2 separate regions of the Homo sapiens genome follow, and region 2 is linked to region 1. Evidence: chromatin loops called from intact Hi-C (ENCODE). Cell type or tissue: A673. All regions are shown on one strand. Links, peaks and the distances in the headings refer to the core of each region. The heading gives the core; the rest is flanking DNA.

Region 1 (11,660 bases), core at 2,489-10,488:
CTATCTAAGCTCTTTTTATATATGCATCTCTATAAACCCACTCAATAATTCTTGAAGTCTTTACTATTCATATCCACATTGTACAGATGATAAATCAGAAATCATTTACTGAAGTTCACAGAAATAGTAAACAGCAGTTAGCTTTCAACCCAGATCTGACTTGAGAGCCTGGAGTATTAACAGGTACCTTTGAACCTTTCTAATTTTGTGGTCCTAAGAGTGTCATATTTATTTAGCATAAATATTTTGTCAACTTCCTGGATGCTCTCCTAAATGATAGTATAGATGTAGCAGGTATACAGGTTAGCTTTGCTGCAGTAACAAACAACCTGAGTCTCAATGGCTGATAAAATCAAATACAGTCAGACCACCGTTTCCATGGGTTCTGAATCCACAGATTCAACCAGCCACAGGTTGAAAATATTCAGGGAACGAAAATGGATGGTTTTGTCTGTACTGAACACGTACAGACATTTTTCTTGTCATTATTCCCTAAATAATACAGTATAACAACTATTTATTTACATAGTATTTACATTGCATTAGGTATTATAAGTAATCTAGAAATGATTTGAAGTATACAGCTGTACATAGGTTATATACAAATACTACACCATATGGTAGATATGAGCACATTTGGCACCAACATAACCCATTGGGGGCATTTCTTGATATTGATACATTTCTTAGTGTAGTATGTGTGTATAACCAATGTATGGCTGTATACTTTAAATTATTTTATGTATATATGGACTTGAACATCCATAGATTTTGGTATTTGTTGGGGGTCCCTGGAACAATCCCCCACAGATACCGAGGAACAACAGTATTGATTTCTTGCTCACATTACATGTTGGCTGCTCTCAGTGGGCTGTTGTGGCTTTCCTCCACACATCTTTTCTTTCTAGAAGCAATGCTAAAGATTCAGCCCCTATTTGGGGTATATCCTTCTTATGTTAGAGGGAAAAGGCCAAAAGAGCTGATGGAAACTTGTGATGGGGTATGTTATAGCTGCTCACACAAGCATGTTACTCTGCAGGCCCAGAAGAACTGGTGGTGGTGATATGTGATCCTCTTACCAGGAAAGTGGAAGTGAATGATTATGAACAATACTGCAATTGACTGCAGCAGATATCCATGTCAGGGCTGTAGCAACTTAATAGTTCATTTTTACCAGTTAAACAGTTTCAGTACATAAATTATTTATGCAACACATCTTAGGTGCTGGGCAATGTTTACGTGGTGAGATTCCCATGATTGTTACTCATCTCAGGAACCCATGGTCAAGCAGGTGTCTATTCTCTGGCCACTTCCCATGGATATTGTACACCTCAGGGACTCTCTTTCCCCTTTGCTGGGACTCTCAGAAGGAATGGCAGTGAGCCACCTGCTGACAAAGGCTTATCTACAAGGGAGCTTGAGAAGAGGCAGGGGTAGTCTCGTTGGCTTCATCCTTTTTGAAAGAAGGCAACACTTTTCATCTTTCTGTTGCCTAGAAGGTAGCATTATGCAGAAGAGATAGTGCTGTCAGTTTAATCCAAGTGCAGAGAAGGAGTTGCAGGTGTATCCCTCAACTCAAAACCAAGCAGAGGCCCTGGGTGGAGAGGGAACACAGTGAATAGAGATGCCATCGAGCTCTACAGGACAAGCCACTGTGATTTTGCAGTAACTCTTGTCCTCCAGGTCAGGGATCCTTTTTGTGACCACAAGAAAGATTTCTTCCCTGGTGTTTGGGAGGTGTAAGCGAAGTCAGGATGCCTGGATTTGCCATCACAGAGGAATGCAAAGAATGATAGTAAAGTTTTTCATTTCACAAGAGAGACTTTTGGTCTTCTATTTTTGATATGAAAATAGTAATTTGAAAATACCCTTTCCTTTGCTGTGCTTTCTGTCAAATTTGGTACCACCACGACCTGATGAACTTTACTTGGCAGGCTGCCAAACTAAATACATCTTGGCCAAGTGCCTAATAATAATGATGGCTAACGTGGTGGGAAAGTGTCTTAAGGATGTTTTGTGGAAACAAGCTCCTGAGGAAGCTGCAAAAACCATCATTTCTTCTTTGCTCCTTTAATCTAAATAAATTAGATTAAATTCATCAGCTTTCTTTTGTTGTATTTGGTGGAAATTTAAATTCCAAATGGTTTGCTTTGACCAGCATGATTTTAAGGAGTTAAAAACATAGTTTGTATCTTTTAAGGGGAAGTTCCTATGTTATAAGAAAGTTCCAAAAGACAGGTTTAGGAATATATGTATATATATTTATAAATTTATATATATAAACTATATGTAAACATTTTTTCATGATATCACCTCTGCAATTGGCTTCATCATATTTCTTTGCTACCCTCCCTCAGTTTCCATATAACCAGCTTCATATTTATTTAATTGGGTTTATAAGATATCTGAGTGCTGTTGGATAAAAATTATAAATAATTTAAATATTCTGTTAGTACACGTCAAGGATTAACCCACCCACTTTACTGTAACTACTGCAGGGATCTGGAATAAAGTTAGTGACATTGGCAAATTCTTTGTTCATTGAGTTATGCTAGTCCTATTGGTCTACAGAAATAAATGTTCCCATTTCTATATACACATCCATATTCCTTTGCCCTGATGCATATACTTTGTTTCAAACAGATTTTCCTCACCTGGAAGATACATATTTGTGATTATTTATACAAATGTCAGCATTTAGGCTCCAGATAAGGCAAATGTGTAGTGTCAGCATCATCGGGATGGCCCATGCTAACTGGCACCTTTTTCTCTCCGTAGATATCAATGTCTGTCTTTTTTAAAAAGTTGATTTTATATATTGTATTATAATAAAGGTATTATATTTTTAATATCAATGTCTGTTTTATAACCTGTGTGAACTGGCTAGATATGCCTTTATTTTGAAATTAATTAATTAAAGTCAAGGAAATACTTTCAGAAGCTTGTCATAGAGGCCAAAATGTCTTAGCCTTTTGACTTAAAATACAAATAAATAGAAGTCAAAATTGACTTTAAAAAAAATACTTTTTCTAGGCCAGGCGTGGTGGCTCATGCCTGTAATTCCAGCACTTTGTAAGGTCAAGGTGGGCAGATCACTTGAGGCCAGGAGTTCGAGACCAACCTGGCCAACAAGATGAAACCTCTTCTCTAATAAAAATACAAAAATTAGCCGGATGTGGTGCCGTATGCCTGTAATCTCAGCTACTCAGGCTGAGGCAGGAGAATCACTTGAACTTGGGAGGTGGAGGTTGCAGTGAGCTGATATCACACCACTGCACTCCAATCTGGACAATGAGCAAGACTCTGTCTCAAAAGACAAACAAACAAAAACACACCATAATTTTTCTGAAGACTGTTCTTTAAAAGATAATGGTCAAAAGAAACAAATGTGCAAGGTTTTGTGAGCTTTAACTGGCAAGGAGAAATTTTACTCTACCACACAGACTCTAATTTTCACTTTCCTACTGTTGCTGAGACACCAGCTTCATTCAAATTAGGAGGAGGCCAGCAACCAGCACCACAGAGCCACATGGAGCCTTGATCCATGCACTATGATGTGCCCCAGGAGAGTGGTTATGATGCATGATTCATATTCATAATGACTTCGTTGCTCAGAGAGGCCTTCCTGCGAGATCATCAGACATTTGCTGCTGAAAATATTACTTAAGTCAATATCTACATGTAATGTTCATAGAAAAAAAAATTCAACTCTAGGTGGTCATGCATCTGATTCATAATTAAGTAAATGGTAATTTCATGACTTTCTAGAGAAATATTTTAAAGTAAAAATAAATAGAAGTCAAAATGAAAAGTACCACAATGGTCTTGTTTTCTAGGGTATCACGTAATGTTTTTTCTTAAATATTTCAAACTGCTTTGTGCTTAAATAATACCTTATAGTCTTTGATTCTATTTCAGAAATTCAACTTACTCCTACTTTCTACACCAGCCTAGATGTGTAAATTAATTCATTGTTTTCATTCCCCATTCATCATTTATTCATTCAAAAAAATTTGTTGATTTTCTACTATTTATCAGGCAGTGGAAATACAGTAATAAATCATTCTGACTTAAGAATTACATAAATAAAACAATATTCAGTTGCAAGAAGTGCCAGTGAGGAAGTAAACAGTTATGTGAGAGGGTAAGTGGGTAAGAAGTGGTGGTGACTGGAGTAAGGAAGGCCCATGTCACAGTGTCCTAGGGTGGCACAGGTTGCCACAGTTAAAGCACGAGAAGGAGTCAGCCATGCAGAGAGCTGAGGGGAAAGCATCCTAGAAGGAGAGAACCATGGCAGAAAGGCTCTGAAAAGGCAGAGCTGGAAATATTCTGGGAACAGAATGGAGCCAGTATGGCTGGAGTCTCATGAGTGAGATGAGATTGGTAAGATGCTTAGATTCTCTTCCAAGTGAAAACCTTACAGAGTTTAGGTAGGAGCATGATATGATCTGATTTAAATCTGAATCATCGCAACATTTAAAGACAGCAGCCACTGGCTTTTTCCACACCACTGAAATCATTGGTCTTCTACTTCCTACAATTTTCTCTTTTGTGTCAGATATTTACAAATGTCTGATTCCTTGTATTTGCTCCTAAGTTTCTAGTTCTTGGAGTCTGCTCTCCTCCAGCCTGTCATTTGCAACACACACAGAAAGCTTCCTGATCATATTTTAGTTTCATCCTTTCTGACTCAAGGTGCTCTTGCCGTTGGGTTGATGGTATACTGCCTGGAAGAAGCTATTACCCTGTTATTTTACCATGATATCACCTCTGCAATTGGCTTCACCAATGTATCTTTGCTACCCTCCCTCAGTTTCCATAAGCAAGATGAAGAACATACACTCCTTCCCCTTGTATTCAAGTGTATGGGGTGTGGGGACAGGTAGGGCTGGCTGGTGTGAGGACAGGTAGTTACTAGAGGCAACTTTTCCCAGAACAGAGGAGACGTCCAGCCCAAAAGCACTCATGTGCATTCTTGCAATTCTAAGACTGCTGGTGAGGATACTCTCAATATAAGCCTTTGGTTTCTGAAATAAAAAAGCTGTGTCTGAGAAGCAGCTTATGTGTTTGTGGTCCTGGAATAGACTGGGGGAGGGATTTTCAGGTGGTGCCTATAGATATACGTACAGTTGTGACATGGGGTGAAGGCTTTCATTGATGGTGATGTCATGGGTTCCCTCTGGGAGGATGGAAGCCCCAGGGAAATATATTGGTAGTATGGGATTGAAGTCCTGGGAGCCCATTGCTTTTTGTGGGAAAGCAATCCTATGGCTCACCATTGCTCTCATCAGAGGGACTTTGTCCCCAGTGCCCACATGCAACATGGATTGAGGCCAGGGAAGTTTGGGTTTGACTAGACTAGGACTGCCCTGCTCTGCAGTCTTTTCCAGCCTTCTAAGGGAGGGCATCAGTGGCTCACTCTAGACTTGGAAAAACAGAATGAAAAGGGAATATTTTGATTAGAGTTGACTTAGGAAATATTATTATAGGGAATTCATGGAAAAACATTGCTTTCCAATTTCAGAACTACTCGAAATATCTGGTAGGCTAAATATAGAACACTATTCACAGCCTTGCAGGTCCTGAGGTCTGGCTAAATGTGAGCTCTGGGGTGGTGCCTTCCTCCCTCTCCTCCTCCCTCTCTCTCTCTCTTCCCCCTTTAGCTCTCTCTATGTCTCTCACTGTTTCTCATTTTCTTTATCTCTCTTTCCTTGCTAGCCCTGGATGCTTAACCATGAATGATTATCAACCAAGAACCTTAATTGTGGTCCCAGTACAAACTGTTACTTAGTTTGAAAATAAGTAATATTAATGAAATTTCCCTCTGAAAAATAACAGCTGAAACGAGAGAGGGAACGTTTCACAAACTAATAGAGCTCACAAATGCATCTTTCAGAATATGTTTTATAAAGTTTATGATAATCTAAGAAACAGTGTAATCACCCTGTAACTCCAGGAGTGAGTTACAGAGGAGGTAATTCAAAGGATTTTTCATGCTGGGCTGAAAGACCTTGCTCTTTGTGACCCCTAAAGGAGATCTATGACAATGGAAGAGACAGAATTGAGATTAGTGTAAAGGAAAACTTCTCAGCTGGAAGGGGTGTGAGGCCTGAAATTCCCTTCTAAGTAGAATCATCAAAGTATATTTTTTGGTGATTTAACTTTCCCTTCCTTTCCTTCCTTCCTTCCTTCCTTCCTTCCTTCCTTCCTTCCTTCCTTCCTTCCTTTCCTTCCTTCCTGCCTGCCTGCCTTCCTGCCTTCCTGCCTTCCTGCCTTCCTTCTTTCTCCTTCCTTCCATCCTTTCTCCCCCTTTTCCTGAGGGAATTGAAAACAATAAAAATTCGAAGAAAAAAATGTGGACACCTATAATCATGCAACCATTCTCTTTCCTCTTCCTTCTCTCATTTTCTATGAATGTACAGGCAAATACCATCATCTGCAGTGGTTATGTTCTATAAAGTCACTGCAAACACTGAATTAGCAAATATTGAGCCATTGCTCCTGGGAGAAATACAGAGTTAGGGATTGTGAACCTCAGGTCACAACATTTTCACCAACAGATCAATCCATAACTTTATTTTAAGTATATTTCTGTTTAATGGCATCTCATCTAACATATACTGTTGATGCATTAGCATTGAACTCATGACCTATAGCACTGTGACTCATTCCCAAATGAAGCTTATTTAACACCTGTATTTTCTCCAGAAGGTACTTCACAGCTTTGTTGTGTTTAGGATCACCAAACAGCACTTTAGTCCTATGCTTGGGGGACATTTTAAACAGTGAAATCATGAGGAAAAAGCACAAAAATGCAAAAAATGTGTCATGAAATTGATAGCCAAAAGGACACGTGTTTAAAATATAAGAACTGAAATAAGAAGGTAAAGCATTGCCTTGTCCAATCTCAGAAATCATGCCCATCCGGCTATTTGAATTTTTGCCACTCTGTCCACATCTGTAAATGACCATGAATGCACAGAGTATTGACTTGGGAGTTAGAAATACATTTCACAGAGTAGATGGATTTGAAAATATGGAATTCATTAAAAATGAGAATCAATGGTACAAACACACACATATAGTCTGTTGCCTTTCACTTGTCTTTGTCAAATTACTTTTACATATATTTTGAGGAGATTTTAGGAAACTATAATACATCCCATTTAGATAGAAACTAGTTGTTAGCAGACATACTTCCAAGAGATGTAGACTTTAAGTTTAGTTGAGATGTGCTGATTTTTGCTGTGCCAAAACAATTTAAGAAATTTAGAAAAACAGACCCAGCAGGCCCACCTACATGTGTTTTTAGTTGTTATCAAGGCAGGGACACACACAGGGCTTTTGAAGACTACTGGCAAAAAGGCCCTTCCCCCTACATAAACAGAGATGAGGAATAAAGTATATTCCACTCTAAAGAGTTAACATGTTTCCTGGTTGAAAGGTGGAAGATAAATTTCTATATGACAGAGAAAGAGGCAAAGCAAACCTTTGGGCAGCCTGAGTTGGTGCTGAAGCAGCATCCAGGCCCTTGGGTCTCAGACAGAAGAGACCGGTCAAGGACAGAAGCCAAGCCTCCACCCAAAGGTCAGAAGCTGGAATTTAGCTTCTCTGCACTGAGCCTCAAGACCTGACACATCTGTGACAGGGGGTAAAAAACACTCCACCCACAAGACTTGAAAAACAACAAGAGTTGTCATTTTTAAGAAATAGAGACTGACTCTAAATATGTGCTGAGGATAGGAGTCTATATTTATTCTTCCCATGGTGGGGAATTTATGTGAGAAATTAATAAATAAACTGATGAAATTCTTGAGGCCTAACTAAATCAGTCCTTTTATACAGACATTACCAAAGACAAATGGAATTCTCACATACAATCTCCACAAAAGTCAGGCTCTAATAAAATATCATAAACCGTAAAGGAAAACACTATCATTAGGGAGACATGACACATAAAGCAAATGGGAGAATTAACATTCTAAGCTGATAATAAAAAAATTGAAGAGAATAGAAAATAATTTTAAATTAAAGACATAAAAAAGAAACTATAATGAAAGAACATGGCAATATTAAGAAAGAATCAAATAAGAACAGGCTAATTTAAAAAAAAAAAAACTAAACAGACATTCCAGGAAAGAAAATTCTGGTTGTTGAAAAGAAAAATCTAGTGGTTGATTTTAAACTCCAGATTAGACACTTTTGAAGAAAGAATTAGTTATCTGGAAAACAGATATATCAAAATAATCTAAAATGCAGTACAAAGAAACCAAACCAAAAATAGACAAGTGGAAATACATCAAACTAAAATCCTTCTGCACAGCAAAGGAAACAATCAAAAGAACAAAGAGACAACCTATAGAATGGGAGAAAATATTTACAAACTTCATCTGACAAGTGACTAATATCCGGAATATACAAGAAATTCAAATAACTCAACAGCAAAAAAACAAATAATTTGATTTTAAAATGGACATAGGATCTGGGTAGACATCTGTTAAGAGAAAACATACAAATGGCCAAGTAGATGAAAAAATGCTGAACATCACTAATCATCAGGGAAATGTAAATGAAAACCACAATGAGAAATCATCTCACTCTGGTTAGAACGGCTATTATCAAAAAGGCAAATAAATAAATAACGAATGCTGGTGAGGATCTGGAGAAAAGGGACTCTTATAGAGTATTGATGGAAATGTAAACCAGTACTGCAATTATGGAAAACAGTTTGGAGGTTTCTCACAAAACTAAAATCAGAACTACCATACAATACAGCATTTATCCACAGGAAAGAAAATCAGTATATCAAAGAGATAGCTGCATCCCCATGTTTATTGCAGCACTATTCAGAATAGCCAAGATATGGAGTAAACCTACTGGGCATTTATCCAAAGGAAATAAAATCAGTATGTCAGAGAGATACCTGCATCCCCATGTTTATTGCAGCACTATTCAGAATAGCCAACATATGGAGTCAACCTAAATGCCTGTCAACAAATGAATGGATAAAGAAAATGTGGTACATATATACAATGGAATACCGTTCAGTAATGAGGTACATTAAAATCCTGTTATTCACAACAACATGAATGAGCCTGGAGGACATTATGTTAAGTGAAATAAGTCAGGCAAAGAAAGACAAGTACTGCATATTCTCATCCACATGTGGGAACTAAGAAAAATTGAGCTCATAGAAGTAGAGAGTAGAATTGTGGTTACTAGGGGTCTGGAAGAGGTAAGGGAGAAGAGAATAGGGAGAAGTTGTTTAACAATACAAAATTCCAGCTAGATAGAGGAATAAGTTCTAGTGTTCTGTATCATTGTAGGAGAAAGAGGGTTAACAATGATTTATTGTATATTTTTGAAAAGCTACAAGAGAAGATTTTGAATGTTCATGATACAAAGAAATGTTAAATATTTGAGGTGATGGATATGCTAATCACCATGATTTGATCATTACATATTGTATACTTGTTTGAAATATCACTGTCTCCAATAAATATGTACTATTATTATATGTCAACTAAAAATAAATAAAAGAAGAAATGAAAGTTTTAGAACTGATTATTTTGACTATGGTGATGATTTCACAGAGACATACATGTCAAAGCTTAAAAAATGTGCAGTTAAATATATCCAGTTTATTATATGTCAATTATACCTCAGTGAAGCTGTTTAAATAAAGAGATGCTACAATAGAACAAAAGCTGTTTGTTTTTCCATACTTGAGAAGTTTATTAAAAATTTAAAATTCTGAGTGTCTAAAATAGGTGCCGAGTAATGTATATGATGCAGTTCTATTTTAGGGGGAACAAAGGGAAACAAACACTATACCAAAGAAAAATTACAACCTAGGCTGGGTGCAGTGGCTCGCTCCTGTAATCCCAGCACTTTGGGAGGCTGAAGCAGGCAGATCATGAGGTCAGCAGTTCCAGACAAGCCTGGCCATCATGGTGAAACTCTGTCTCTACTAAAAATACAAAAAAATTAGCTGGGTGTAGTTGCGGGCACCTGTAATCCTAGCTACTCAGAAGGCTGAGGCAGGAGAACTGCTTGAACCCAGGAGGCAGAGGCTGCAGTGAGCTGAGATCACACCATTGCACTCCAGCCTGGGTGACAAAGTGAGACTCTGTCTCAAAAAAAAAAAAAAAAAAAGAAAGAAAATATTCTAACCTAAATATTTTTTATGATAGTATATACATGGAATAAGGTGGAACTTGTAAACAAAGCCAAATGAAATTAAACTCATTTTCAGTAAAAAAAAAAAAAAAAAAAAATGGTATATAATACAGAATTTTTCCCTGGTTCCTGCAAGGGAGCCTCTAAACCCTCAGAATTTCCCCAGTGATAGAAGAGTCTTCGATATTTAGGGTGCACCTCTCAGATCATACCTGAGTTTATGCTCAGGAGGTGACTCATGGTGTGCCCCAACATAGTTGAGGTTGATGAGATGACTCAGGATGGGGGCTGGCCACAACAGAAGGACCAGCCAAGTTAGAGCATTAGGGCTTTGAGCTATGTGGTATCAGTCCAGCCTCCAGAGAAGAAACGGAAGCTGGAGCTCAAGCTTAATCACACAGCCAATGACAATCAATCCTGCCTATGTAGTGATGCTCCACTGAAAACCATGGACACCAGAGCTCAGTTGAGCTTCCCTGGTTGGCAGTGTTCTGCCTATTGTCACACATGAATGTGCTGGGAGGATGATGTTTCCCTGAGGACACAGAAGCTTCACATTTGGGACTCTCTCAGACCTCACCCTGTTCTTTTCTTTTGGTTGATCTGGATGTGTATTCCCTTTTGTTTTTTATAATAAAACTCGGAAGTATAGTGCTTTCTTGTGTTTTGTGGGTCATTCTAGTAGATTACAGAATTTGAATCAGTAAAAGAATGCTCCAAATTGCAGCAAATTGGTTGGAAGTGTAGATGGCCTGGGAAACCCAAACTTGTGACTGGTGTCTAAAGGGAGGCAAGTCTTGCAAAGGACTGTGCCCTGAACCTGAGAAGTACGGCCCAACTCTGGGGATTTGGTGTCAGAAGTCACTGCAAACAGTAACCACTAGAAGACTAAAAATGGAATGAACAAATTCCAAACCCACAGGTGGTCAAAGGAGAATAAAGTAAACTTGATTATTCCAATGGAAATCACAAAAATAGAAAAAAAAAAAAAAAAGAAAAAATCATGATAAAAGGAAAACACAAAGTAAGATGATAGAAATAAAGCCAAATGTATCAACAGTGACAATAAATGCAAAAAAACCAAAAAACTAAACTTGCTTATTAACAGGTTTTGACATTTTAAAAGCACACTGAAGCAGCCATAGAAAAAGATCAGAACTTGAATGTACTCCCTTATGCTTGTTTATATTTGAATTATATATAGTGGAGAATATACCCTAATCTTCTCAGGGTTTAGGGTTTGTAAAGGTCTTTATCTGCCTCAACATGAAATACTTTTATAGCCCTGAACTAGTTATTTCTATGGAGAGGACGTGGGCTCTGACTTTTGTAGTGGGAAGATGTGGATATTGAAACATGGGTCAAGGTTCTGAGTAGTGGGGTTGCTGAGACCCAGATAGGAAGGACTTGTTGCTGAGTTTGAGGCATCATGTCACAGACTGAGCAAACCCTCTCTGCCACCGCCACCCCCCCGCAACCCC
Region 2 (11,660 bases), core at 2,247-10,246, 97 kb before region 1:
TGCTTTGCCTTAATGTAAATTTTGTTTGATGTTAATACTGTTGTATTATTTTGTTTTGGATTATTATTAAAACATATTTATTCCTCCTTTCAATTTTAGCCTTTCTGTGTGTTTTTACCGTAGAGGCATATCTTGTAAGTTGAATCTTAGATCTTATTTTATTTTACCTAGCATGATAATTTCTGCCTTTCAATTTTCATGTATGATCTGTATATATTTATTATGATTAATAATATATTTGGATTTATTTCAACCATACAGTTTTATGTTTCAAAGAACATTTTCTTTCTTTGCCCTTTTTTCTCCTTTTCTGTGCTCTGTGGAACTAAAAAACATTTGTTTTTTTAAAATTTTTTTCTCACTTTTAATGTTGGATTGGAATATATATGGATTGCATTTTTATTATTTTAGTGGTTACTTTAAAATTCTAACATATACATTTAACTGTATATTATTCTAGTGAAGTTGAAAATTATTCAGTATACTTTCCTAGTTATCACTATAAGAATCAAGAATCCTCACACATGTTGGCCGGTTGTGGTGGCTCATGCCTGTAATCCCAGCACTTTGGGAGGCTGAGGCGGGTGGATCACTTGAGGCCAGGAGTTCGAGACCAGCCTGGCCAACAAGGTGAAACCCCGTCTCTACTAAAAGTACAAAAATTAGCCAGGCATGGTGTTGCACACCTGTAGTCCCAGCTACTCAGGAGGCTGAGGGACAAGAATTGCTTCAACCTGGGAGGCACAGGTTGCAGTGAGCCAAGATTGCTCCACTGCACTCCAGCCTGGGCAACAGAGTAAGACTCTGTCTCACACACACACACACACACACACACACACACAAATTTTTACATAACTTGACATTCTATTTCCCACTCTTGTTATTGTTGTCTGGAGTTTAATTTTGTCCTTTAAAAATTAGTATTTTTTCAATTAAAATATCCTAATCATAATAAGTTAATATGAACAGCAAAATAAAATAGCAAAAACAAATAATAAACAAAAAGTTTAAAAATAAAAACATTTAAGAAGACATGTTATCAATATTATTGGTTAAATTTTATTCCAACACCTCTATTTTTGCTTCTTTTCTTTCAGAAACTCATTTCTTGGTAGCTTTTTTGGGAACTGTGAGGATGGTAAACTTTCAAAAACTTTACAAGTTTGAAAATGTTGTTATTTTTCCCTACTCTTTAGTAACAGTTTATTTGGCTGGATATAAACTCCGAGCTTGATGGTTGTTTTCCCTTTACTCTGAAGATATCTCTGAGAAGGCTGCTATTTTCCATTCTTGCCTAGGTAATTTCTTTCATCTGCCTCAAAGCTTTTAAGAGCTTCTCTTAATCTTGTTTTATTTTGTTTAATATGCTATACTGATATTGATATTTCTGGGTGTGAATTCATGTTTATTCATCCTTCTTAGTGCTTGGAATCCATTTTCAATCTATAGACTTTTTAATCCTCATTTCTGTAAAATTCCCTTCTATACTGCTGCTTTTTTCCCCTATTTCTTCCATTCATTTTTATGGAACTCCTTTCAGACATGTTCAGTATTTAAATTATCCTCCATGTCTCTGAGCTGAACTGTCTTTTGTAAGAAATCTTGTGTCTTTCTGTGATATATTTTAGTTTTAATTGTGCTATATGCAGAAGGTAGTGCTCTTGTTCCTTTATAGATATGGGGTCAGCATCCTAAGACAGTGGTATTTTTCACACAAAAAAAGTGCACATCTCTGTTGAATAAAGTCCTAAGCTGAAAAGTAAAATCCCTTATTTAAACAAATATTGCATTGCATTAGGGCTCAAGTATCTCAGCATGCCATGCAGGAACCCTTCCAATCTGTCCTAAGGGCTCTGGCCACACCTTCTGCAACGTGTACACACTTTCCCTTTCTTGGTGTATGGTCACAAAATTCCTTCATGAATCCAAATCTTTGCATATGCTATTTACTTATTCTGGGATGCCTGAACATCTTTAGAGACCTTCTTTAAAAACAACAATTCCGCAAGATCTTTCCCAATCTCACCAAAGTCAGCATTTCCCTCCTTGCTACATTAAATTCTATAGAATCCCAATATATTGTAATTATCTGCCTGTAAGTCTATTTGCCTAGGGAGACTTTAGGAGCTGGGTGAGAGCAAGAAGTAACTGTCTGTGTATATCAAGCATCCAGATCATTGCCTGTCAAAAGTTGTCATGAACTATTTTTTTTTTTTGGATGAGCTTTCAATGACAAAGAGAGTTCATTATGGCTTAAAACTAATCTCTCTCTCCTTTGAAATTTTTATTTTGGACTGCCCTCCGCTGACAGTTGGAGCTGCTTTTGATTTGGTATTGTTCATTTTTTTTTCTCCCAGAAGGTTGCAGTCATATTCTGTGAAAAGGAACAAGCAAACTCAACCCTGTCCTCTTATGATATGGACTCTGACATTCTTTTGTAAATGACTGGGTTCAGCAATTCTCAACCATATTCAGCAATGGCACTTCCCCTGCCGCATTTTGAAGCCAACATGGGAAAGACAATCTGTCTGTTTTTGATTGGTTAACACTTAACTCATCAAAATGTGTTTTGTAACACATAGTCCATGTCCAAGAGGTCTTGCAAGATTTCCAAAGCTTTTCCCACACTCCTTTTCTTCTCACCCTCAAAAAAAGAAACAGTGTTTTGCCAAAAACAAATTATCCCAATTCTCAAAAAGGACTGTTCTTGCACAGGAATCTTCAAACCCACAAGAGTTCATGTTAGGCCTAATCTTGGCCAATACTCCCTGCCATGAAGTCTGTGCATATCTAATTTGCCTCCTGCTCAAGTGGCCAGACAGCACCAGCACATCTGCCTAACCCTAAGGCTGCCTGCTCTGAGTCAGAATGGATCGGACATAGCTAGGGTGCTGGATGGGGAAGTGCATCTGGAAAATGTTTTAGGATTGACATACTGTAAATTCTCTCCAGTGGCTGCTGAGATCGGAAGCTCCATTGGCCACAGGGCAGAAAAAGATACTTTTTTTTTTTTAAGCAAAATGAGGACTTGATTAAGTTTCACCTCAAATTGTATCTGGTCACCAGGTTGAACTGGAGTGAAAGCAAAGAGAGGTGACCAAATTCCAGAATAAAGAACTTCCTGTTTATTAACAACTGGAGCAATTTCATATAAAACCCGAGTGACTTAGGAGACATGTCAAATATATCCTGTTAAAATCAGGATGCTGAACGCTTCTTTTTATCTGAGGAAGGTCAAACTGAGGGACATCCACAATGTCTTTGCCATTCTTTCCACCCATGCTAGCCTCACTGATACAGTCAAAGATAGATCTTTTCTGGAACATTACAAGAGTCTCCGGAAATCTGATCTCTGCCTACTCAGAATCATCGTACCTACTATTGTCAGAGAACTGTATCCTAAGTGCAGATCTGGTCATACCAGTCTGTTACTAAAAACTCTTAATAGTTCCCTGCTTACAAGAACTGACTTTGACCCGTAGCACCCATCATGACCAGCCACGTCTCCCACAGCACCCCTACAGGCACCCCAGCTGCACTCCTGCCAATCCAAGCAAAGGGAAATGGTTTATACACAAGATTATTAACAAGTCTACCAGTAGCATTAAATAAATAAAGGAAGGAATATAAATATAATTTTAAAACTGGACACTAAGAAATACATAGGTATGTTTATGGAACCAGAAATCAAAAGTATAGTCATTAAAAGGAAGCCCTCAGTAGAGAGGTAGAGGGATGAAGATTATTGAGAGAATTCATAATTGAAGGACATAGCAGGGAACTCACCCAGAAAGCATCACAAAGAGATGAAGAAAGATGTTAAGACAGATGGGAGACAGCAGATGCAACATTTTTCTGGTGGGAATTCTCAAAGGAACTCATATAGAAAGGTATTTTTGAAGGGAGAGATACCTTTGAAGGGATTATGATTGATAATTTCCCAGAATTGAAGGAATATACAAATACCGAGATTAAAATAACCACAGCTTCCAGAATGAAAACCAAGACAAGTTAAAAAGAAAAATTCACACATTTATATATTGTAATAGAACTGGAGATTACCAAAGAGAAAAATCCTAATGACAATCAAAGAGAGACAGATTATCTAGACAGGAAGGAAAATTAGATAAACAGAAAATTTCTCATCAGAAAAATCAAACAAATTAATGGGAGGAAGACTTTCTAATGCAAAGGGAAAATAGCTATCATTTTAGAATTCTACATACTGTGATATTATGATTTAATGTGAGAGAAAATAAAGGCATTTCTGGAAAAAGACTATGAGAATTTAGTACTCATAGACTAATTACTGAATGTACCTGGGTAAGAAGTAAATTTGGGCCTGGCGTGGTGGCTCACACCTGTGATCCCAGCACTTTGGGAGGCCAAGGCAGGTGGACCAATGGATCACGAGGTCAAGAGATTGAGACCATCCTGGCCAACATGGTGAAACCCCACCTCTACTAAAAATACAAAAATTAGCTTGGTGTGGTGGTGCATACCTGTAGTCCCAGTTACTTGGGAAGCTGAGGCAGGAGAATTGCTTGAACCTGAGAGGCGGAGGTTGCAGTGAGCTGAGATTGAGCCACTGCGCTCCAGCCTGGCGACAGAGTGAGACTCCATCTCAAAAAAAAAGAAGAAAAAAAAAAAGAAAGAAGTAAATTTAATTCAAAGGAAGCAGTGAGATGTGGAGATGAACTGGAATGATATTTTAAAGGTATAATCTACATTTCCTAACTCCCAAGCCAGGGCTCCGATAAAAAGTAACGTCCTTTTAGAAAGAGGGCATATATACCCTTGGGGGAGTTTATTAGAAGTTCTCACTTCAGTTTTCTACTATCATTCCTTCAGTGTTTTCTCAATGCATATGCTAAGTGAATACTTCTTTAGCTTGGTTTACTTATTTTAAGCAGATAAATACCTTCGGTAAGATTTTGGAATCTAGTGAAAACACGTATTTTGTGTCAAGATAGAATTTGGAGGGACTCTGATTAAATTTTGGAAATCTCTTAACAGAATTCATTTATGGCCAGAACTCTGGTTCTTCATTTTCATTTCTGTGTTCTAAATTTATAATTAACTTATAAGTTTTGCAAGGATTGCTTTGGGGATCATTTTGTCATTAACATGATGTAGAGAGAGCATGTCGCAAAATAAGGTTATTTCAAATCCCCACATACTGGCATTATGACCATGGGCAAGTTACTTAACTTCTATCAACTTCAGCACTCCTCATGTGTAAAATGGACATACTAATCATTTCCCCTCTGAGTTAATATAATGATTAAAGGACTATTTTTGGTCCACTTCTTCCCATCTACTAGAAAAGATAGCATGGCCCCCAGGAGGATTGTTTCCTGGGACACAGAGTGTAGAAATATGAGCTTGACACTTGTGTGAGTGTACAGCATCTCCCCACCCACCCCAGCCACCTCTTTCATAACCTGAGATTTCAGGTCATGAGAATTGTGTCCCAACCCACCTAAGTTGACTGTGTGGAATCTAGAACATAAGGTATGGTCATCGAGTGTACCAGAAGGAAGACCACCTCTGGAGCGAGTGTCGTCAGTTTCTGGTCATAGGCATCATTCATCCTAACCTACTGAGTTTCCCACCCACTGGAGTGTGTCATAGGAGAGTGGCTTTCCTTCTGTTTCTGGTCAGTTTCTCCCATCGTATCTGTGACTCATATAAATAGCACACGTGTTCCTTTCATGGGAACTAAAGTTCATTCACAACCCTCAGTTCATACTTTGCCTAACCTGATAAAGATTTTAGCTTTCTGAGCAAAAGCAAGTTTTGTAATTAACTTATTTTAGGAGAAAGAAATTCCCCTGCATCATCATTTTGCAGTATAATGCCCTGTACCATGGTGAAACTGTTTGGAATTCACTAAATTTTGTGTCCTCTCAGAGTATAAATAGGACTCAGGTGGTCCATTTGCCGCTCTTCTCCAGCTTTGCGGTGAGGAAAGAACATGTGTTTCCATGATATAAAAGGACGTTAAAAAAAAAAAGTAAGGCAAGGAATGAAGGAAAGGAACCTAGCATGTTCTTTGCATGTGGTGGGTTCTGTGCAGGTCCTATCCCATTACACTCCCATGTTATGGATGATAAATCAGCTGCTCAAAAAGGTCAGGCAGCTTTCTTAATGCTATAAATCCCATGGTCTTTAAACAACATAGTTCAATTCCTCCTTCTCTAAGAGCATCCAAAGTCCTCCAAGAAAGAGGTAAAGTGCAGTGTTACCTGGGAAACCATGACTGATAGACACTTGGGGAGGGTGAGCTCCTCACCGCAGCCCAGAGACCACCACTTCTACTCTTGCGATGCAGACCATGGTCTCATCTCTCCACAAATGCATTTTCATGATGATTGAAGACGGGCATCATGCATTGGCTGATGTGCCAATTGACCCCAGCAATACAAGGATCTGTTCTATGAAGAATTGAGTGGAAAGTGTGGGATGTTTGGGGAAACGTCCAGCAGCTTGGGTTTTGGTAAAATGTTGTGGAAGAGATCAGCAGCATTGTTGTGGCAAAGTCCAGTCTGAGCATGGAGAAGGGAGAAGTGCATCAGAGCTTTATAGTTTAGATTTGGAAGGGACCTTGGGTGTTTATATAGCCCTACATTTCATAAAATATTTCTTAGAACTCTAGTCCTACAAGATGCCTGATGATATTAAACAATTCTCTAATTAATTATATTTGGGAAATACAGAAAACTACATTTCCATAGGGAAATACATATGACCAAATTGGAGCTCAAAGCATTTGGGAAATTCTATGGTAAAGACAGCTGTTACTTATCTTTTTCCAAATAGAATTTGACTATTAAACACTATTTGTCATCTCCCAGAACTAATGTTCTGGAGAATTCATTTTGGGGATCAATGATCTAATTTTATCACAAAGAGTAAACTGAGGCTCCTAAGGGCTCAGGACTTATTCAAGAAAAGAAACAGAGCTAAAGACCTGACCCTTTGATTTCAATGTACTTTATAAAGTGGCTCTTACCACTTTATAAATTAAAAAAAATATATATATATATAATTATTAGGTATATTACAGAATTTAAAACTATGTATCTATTACTATTAATGCACCAAAGCATTAAACCCATACACTTGAGAAGAGTATTCAAAAGCAAAAAGATTTTTATAAACTAACTTTCAGTTATGCAGCAATCATGCCTGTGTGGTTCTGGATACTGGAGACTGAAGTTTAGAAGAGTTTACTTTTTCTCTCAACCTTGAATTTTAGCACATATAGTTCTATATTTGTGGACTTGTCATACAATAATTAACAATAAGTAAGCCTGTTATCCCAGGCACTATGTGAAGGGCTTCATATGCATTTTTCCAGTTAATCCGAACAGTTTTCTAAGATAGTTGATGGTATCACCCCATTTAAAGTTGGAGAAACTGAGACTTAGAGAGGCGAGAAATTGGCCAAAGTTGCAGAGATCATAGGTGATGGAGTTGTTTGTGACCCAGGTCTCGCTGACTCCAAAGATAATAATCTTAACCACTATGTTTTCATAATATTCAGGAAGCCGGGTGGATTTAGAAGATTCCACACTGACATCTTGAAGCGTTCCAACTCACCAACCCCCAGTAGGAAAAGCAAGTGATTCCATAGCTCAGGAATTCATACTCAGGCAATGACAACATGTTGAGCAAGGCTCCAGCCTGATATTTATTCTACAGCCTCCTATAAATCATGAAGACTTAAGAAAAAGGCAGGGCTTTGTGCAGTCAGCTTTGAACAAGAACATAGAGGCCAGAGTTTCATCATGAGGTCTGTGACTTGCCACCTACTTTGCCATCACTTGAGAGGTTGAGTAAGACAGGCCATCAGAGAAGACGTTGAGGTGGAGAATGTGAGACCCACATGCACACAAGCCGGCATGCTCTTCCCTGCCTCCTCTTTCTTTTGTGACCTCTTATGGAATGCTGTGGGAAAGCACTCAAGTCCTGAGGTTCCATTGGCTACGGAAACGAAGAAATTTGAACTAACTCTTGCTAAGAAACTGTAATTAGGACATGGACCCTGACATAATTATCTTTGTGAATTTCATTGTGTTTTTTTTTTTATTTTTTCTAAGTGAAATTGCTTCAGAAAATTGGAGAGCCATCTTACATTCCATGTGGAGAATTTATTAGCTATGAAAATAATTCATGAAGTTATGGGTAGAAACATGTTGTTAACCTTGAAGGAAAATTAAAATCAGAGTAATAAAATCTTCCATTTGCAGAGTGTTCCATCATTCTAAGCCATGGTCGCATCTACTTCCTCTTTGTGGTCCTCACAAGAGCCTTTGAAAGCTGGCAGGGCACCAGTTTGAGCCCCTTTTATATTTATTCACTTATTCATTCATCAACTATTTATTGCATGCCTATTTTTGTGCCAGGCACTGGTGATGCACTGGTGAACCAGTAGGCAGGTGTTTTTTTTTTGTTGTTTTTTGTTTTTTCCCTCCCTGAAGCTTGTATTTTGCCAGGGGTAGCAGACAATAAAACAAAGAGTACATAATAAACAATTAAATGAGGAAAAAGTAACTGAAGAGTCCTAAGTGCTATTCAGATAATTCAAATAGGTGGCTGTGGGATGGACAGCTAGTTTAGATGACATGACCATCAAAGGCAGCTCTGAGCAGAGGACATTTTAACCTGAGACCTGAATGACATGAGCTATCTCTGCACAGACTGCAGAAAAATATTCTTCATAGATAAGAAAATTGAGACCCAAATAGATTCAGTGACTCAAAGACCATACAGATGGTTAGGCCATGATGGACTTGAACTTCAACCTTAAGTTTCTGAGTCCAAGACCAGTGGCATTTCTATTCACTATTTACTTCACTAGTAGATATGGAAGAATATATAAATAATGCTCAGCATTGCTTTCGCACACTGGGAGAGCTAGGTTAGGTTTTATCAATGGTAATTTTGATAATTTAGTACTCACATGTTGATTTTTCAATTATTTCTAAATGAATAAGAAAATTGTAGTTTGAACTTTTAAAACATATGTAGAGCTAATCTTGTAACAGTGAGAGAAATCTAATACAGCTGACTCCTTCTTGCATGTGACCTCACAAGCTAACTGCCATTGCCCGTTTTTGCACGTAGGCCAAGCTAACTATGGGAGGAATTTAGTTTCCAGTTTAACTTTATTTTTAATTTTTATTTATTTATTTATTTATTTATTTATTTTTTTGAGACAGGGTCTCACTCTGTCTCCCAGGCCGGAGTGTAGTGGCACAAACATGACTCCCAGATTCAAATGATCCTCCCACCCCAGCCTCCCAAGTAGCTGGGATTACAGGCACACACCACCATGCCTGGCTAATTGTTTAACTTTTTCTGTAGAGACAGGGTCTCTCTTTGTTGCCTAGGCTAGTCTCAAAATTCTGGGCTCAAGCCATCCTCCTGCCTCGGCCTCCCAAATTGCTGGGATTACAAGCCTGAACAAACACATCCAGCCTATAGTTTAATTTTAAAGCAAAGATGATAACAGTGCCTGCCCCAAAGTAACCCTCGAGGAGATAAGGAGGACATATGCACAAGTAACAATGTTATGTTGAAGATTTATAGGAGCATTGTGACCTGACCAAGGACAAAGAAGTTTTGCATCCTCCTTGGACTTCTGCTGATGCTCAGATGTCTGTGGTCACCAGCCACCTCCTTCTTCCCTCTTCCCCAGTATAAAAAGAAGCTTGAGATTCATGCATTCTAAGATAGTTATTTAGGACGCTGTTCTGCTGGCTCTCTCTGAAGTAAAGTCGTCTTCCAACACCTTGTCTTTCAATGTGTTGGCTGTCGTGTGGTGAGCAGTGTGAGCTTTGGACTCCACTACAATCTCAACTCCTGCATGGATGATTTCTAGTCAAAATGGATGACATTCTGGTCAAAAAGAATTAATACCAAGATAATTGCAACAATTTTGTTCTCTCTCTTGCTTTCTGTGCCTTCCTTTCTCTCCCTCCCTCATGTATCTGAGTATCTTTCCTTTCTAAGCAGTACAGTAACACTGCGAAACAGGCTTAATTGCTGTTAGGAATTTCTTAGGAAGTGCTAGGATTTATCATTTCTAGCTGCCTCTCCACTAGTAGCATGCTGGATAATTCAAAGTATTTGGAATTCTCTTTTTTGCAAATATTTTAACAGGATTACAAAGGAAGCCCTTTTGGTGGAATAATGTCATTATTATAGCTTGAAAAAATACCTTAGAGTTCATGGCCATGGTTGATTAAGGAGTCTTGTAAGAGAAGTGTTGACAAAAATACTTTCCAGAATGAATTAAATAAAACCCATGAAGGAATGTGTACATATATCTATATCTATATCTATATCTATATCTATATCTATATCTATATCTATACATACACACACACACACACACATGCACACACACACACACATATTTTAGAACTAGCATTCTTAGAGGCTTTTTTTTTTATTCTTTGTAGGAAAAGAGCCAATTAATGTGTATACATTTCACAAAATCATTTGGTAAGGAACTTGAAACTAGGACAGATGCAAAAATGTCATGCCAAAAAAAAAAAGGAAAAACACCCCAACTAAATGATGATCAGAATGGACCAAAAATTGTTTAATTCATTATTATTGATGTATAATTCATATACCATACCAAATAACCATTTTAACATGTATACTTCAGTAGCTTTTAGTACATTCACCAGGTTGAACAACCATCATTATTATTTAATTCTAGAACATCGTTACCATCCACTCCCAAAATCTCTTACCCGTGAACAATCTCCCCATTTTCTTTTTTCTTCAGCCCCTGGCAACTACTCATCTATTTTCTTTCTAAGTGGATTGGCCTATTCTGGACATTTCCTATACATAGAATCAGACAATATGTGGTCTTTTATGTCTGGCATCTTTCACTTAGAATAATGTTTTCAATATTCATCCTGTTGTAGCATGTAACAACTTCATCCCTTTTATGGATAAGTAACATTCCATTATAATGATATACCGCGTTTGCTTATCTACTCATCAGCTTATGAGTCCTTTTTATTTTTTAACTATGAAATATAAAGCTGCTATGAACATTTGTGTACAATTTTTTCGTGTGGGTATGTTGTTTCATCTCTCTTGGGTATATACTTAGGAGTGGAATTGTTGGATCATTCGGTAACTCTCTGTTTAGCTTTTTATAAAGCTGACAAACGGTTTTGCATAGCAGCTGCACCATTTTACATTCTCACTAATGAGGATTCTGAAATTTCTCCACATCCTCCCCAACACTTAATATTTTCTGTTTTGGTTTGTTTTTAATTATAGCCATCCTTATGGATATGAATTGCTATCTCATTGTGGTTTTGATTGGCATTTCCCCGGGGACTAATGATGCTGCACCTCTTTACACATGCTTATTGGTCATTTATATATTTTCTTTGGGGAAATGTCTATATGAATCTTTCACCTATTTTTAAATTGATTTTTATGCCTTTTTAATTTTTCAATTGTAACAGTTCTTTGTATATTCTAGGTACTAGACACATCAGTTGTATGTTTTGCAAATATTTCCCTAGTTCCCCGGGTGTTTAGTTTGTTATAGATCATATACAACTATGAATCTGGACAGTCAGTGTAGTATATCCACAGTATTTCTGTATGCACATCAC

Evidence for each region. Peaks named below come from ENCODE experiments on the same cell type or tissue, not always from the same donor. Only the 100,000 strongest peaks of a DNase experiment are listed, where the experiment ranks them.
Region 2: a loop joins it to region 1, with 2.6 times the contacts of the local background. A loop is called at or near these places in 4 of 110 quality-filtered maps.

What each region holds. Positions count from the first base shown.
Region 1 is chr7:41,816,397-41,828,056 of GRCh38, reverse strand. No RefSeq gene overlaps it. Among named protein-coding and RNA genes, the nearest start is that of INHBA, 120 kb to the right of the region's middle. In A673, for the core only: no CTCF peak of the experiment used is centred there; DNase peaks (open chromatin) are centred at 3,566, 5,296, 6,046 and 6,326; H3K4me3 peaks cover 341 bases; H3K27ac peaks cover 5,140 bases.
Region 2 is chr7:41,912,763-41,924,422 of GRCh38, reverse strand. No RefSeq gene overlaps it. Among named protein-coding and RNA genes, the nearest start is that of INHBA, 220 kb to the right of the region's middle. In A673, for the core only: no CTCF peak of the experiment used is centred there; no DNase peak of the experiment used is centred there.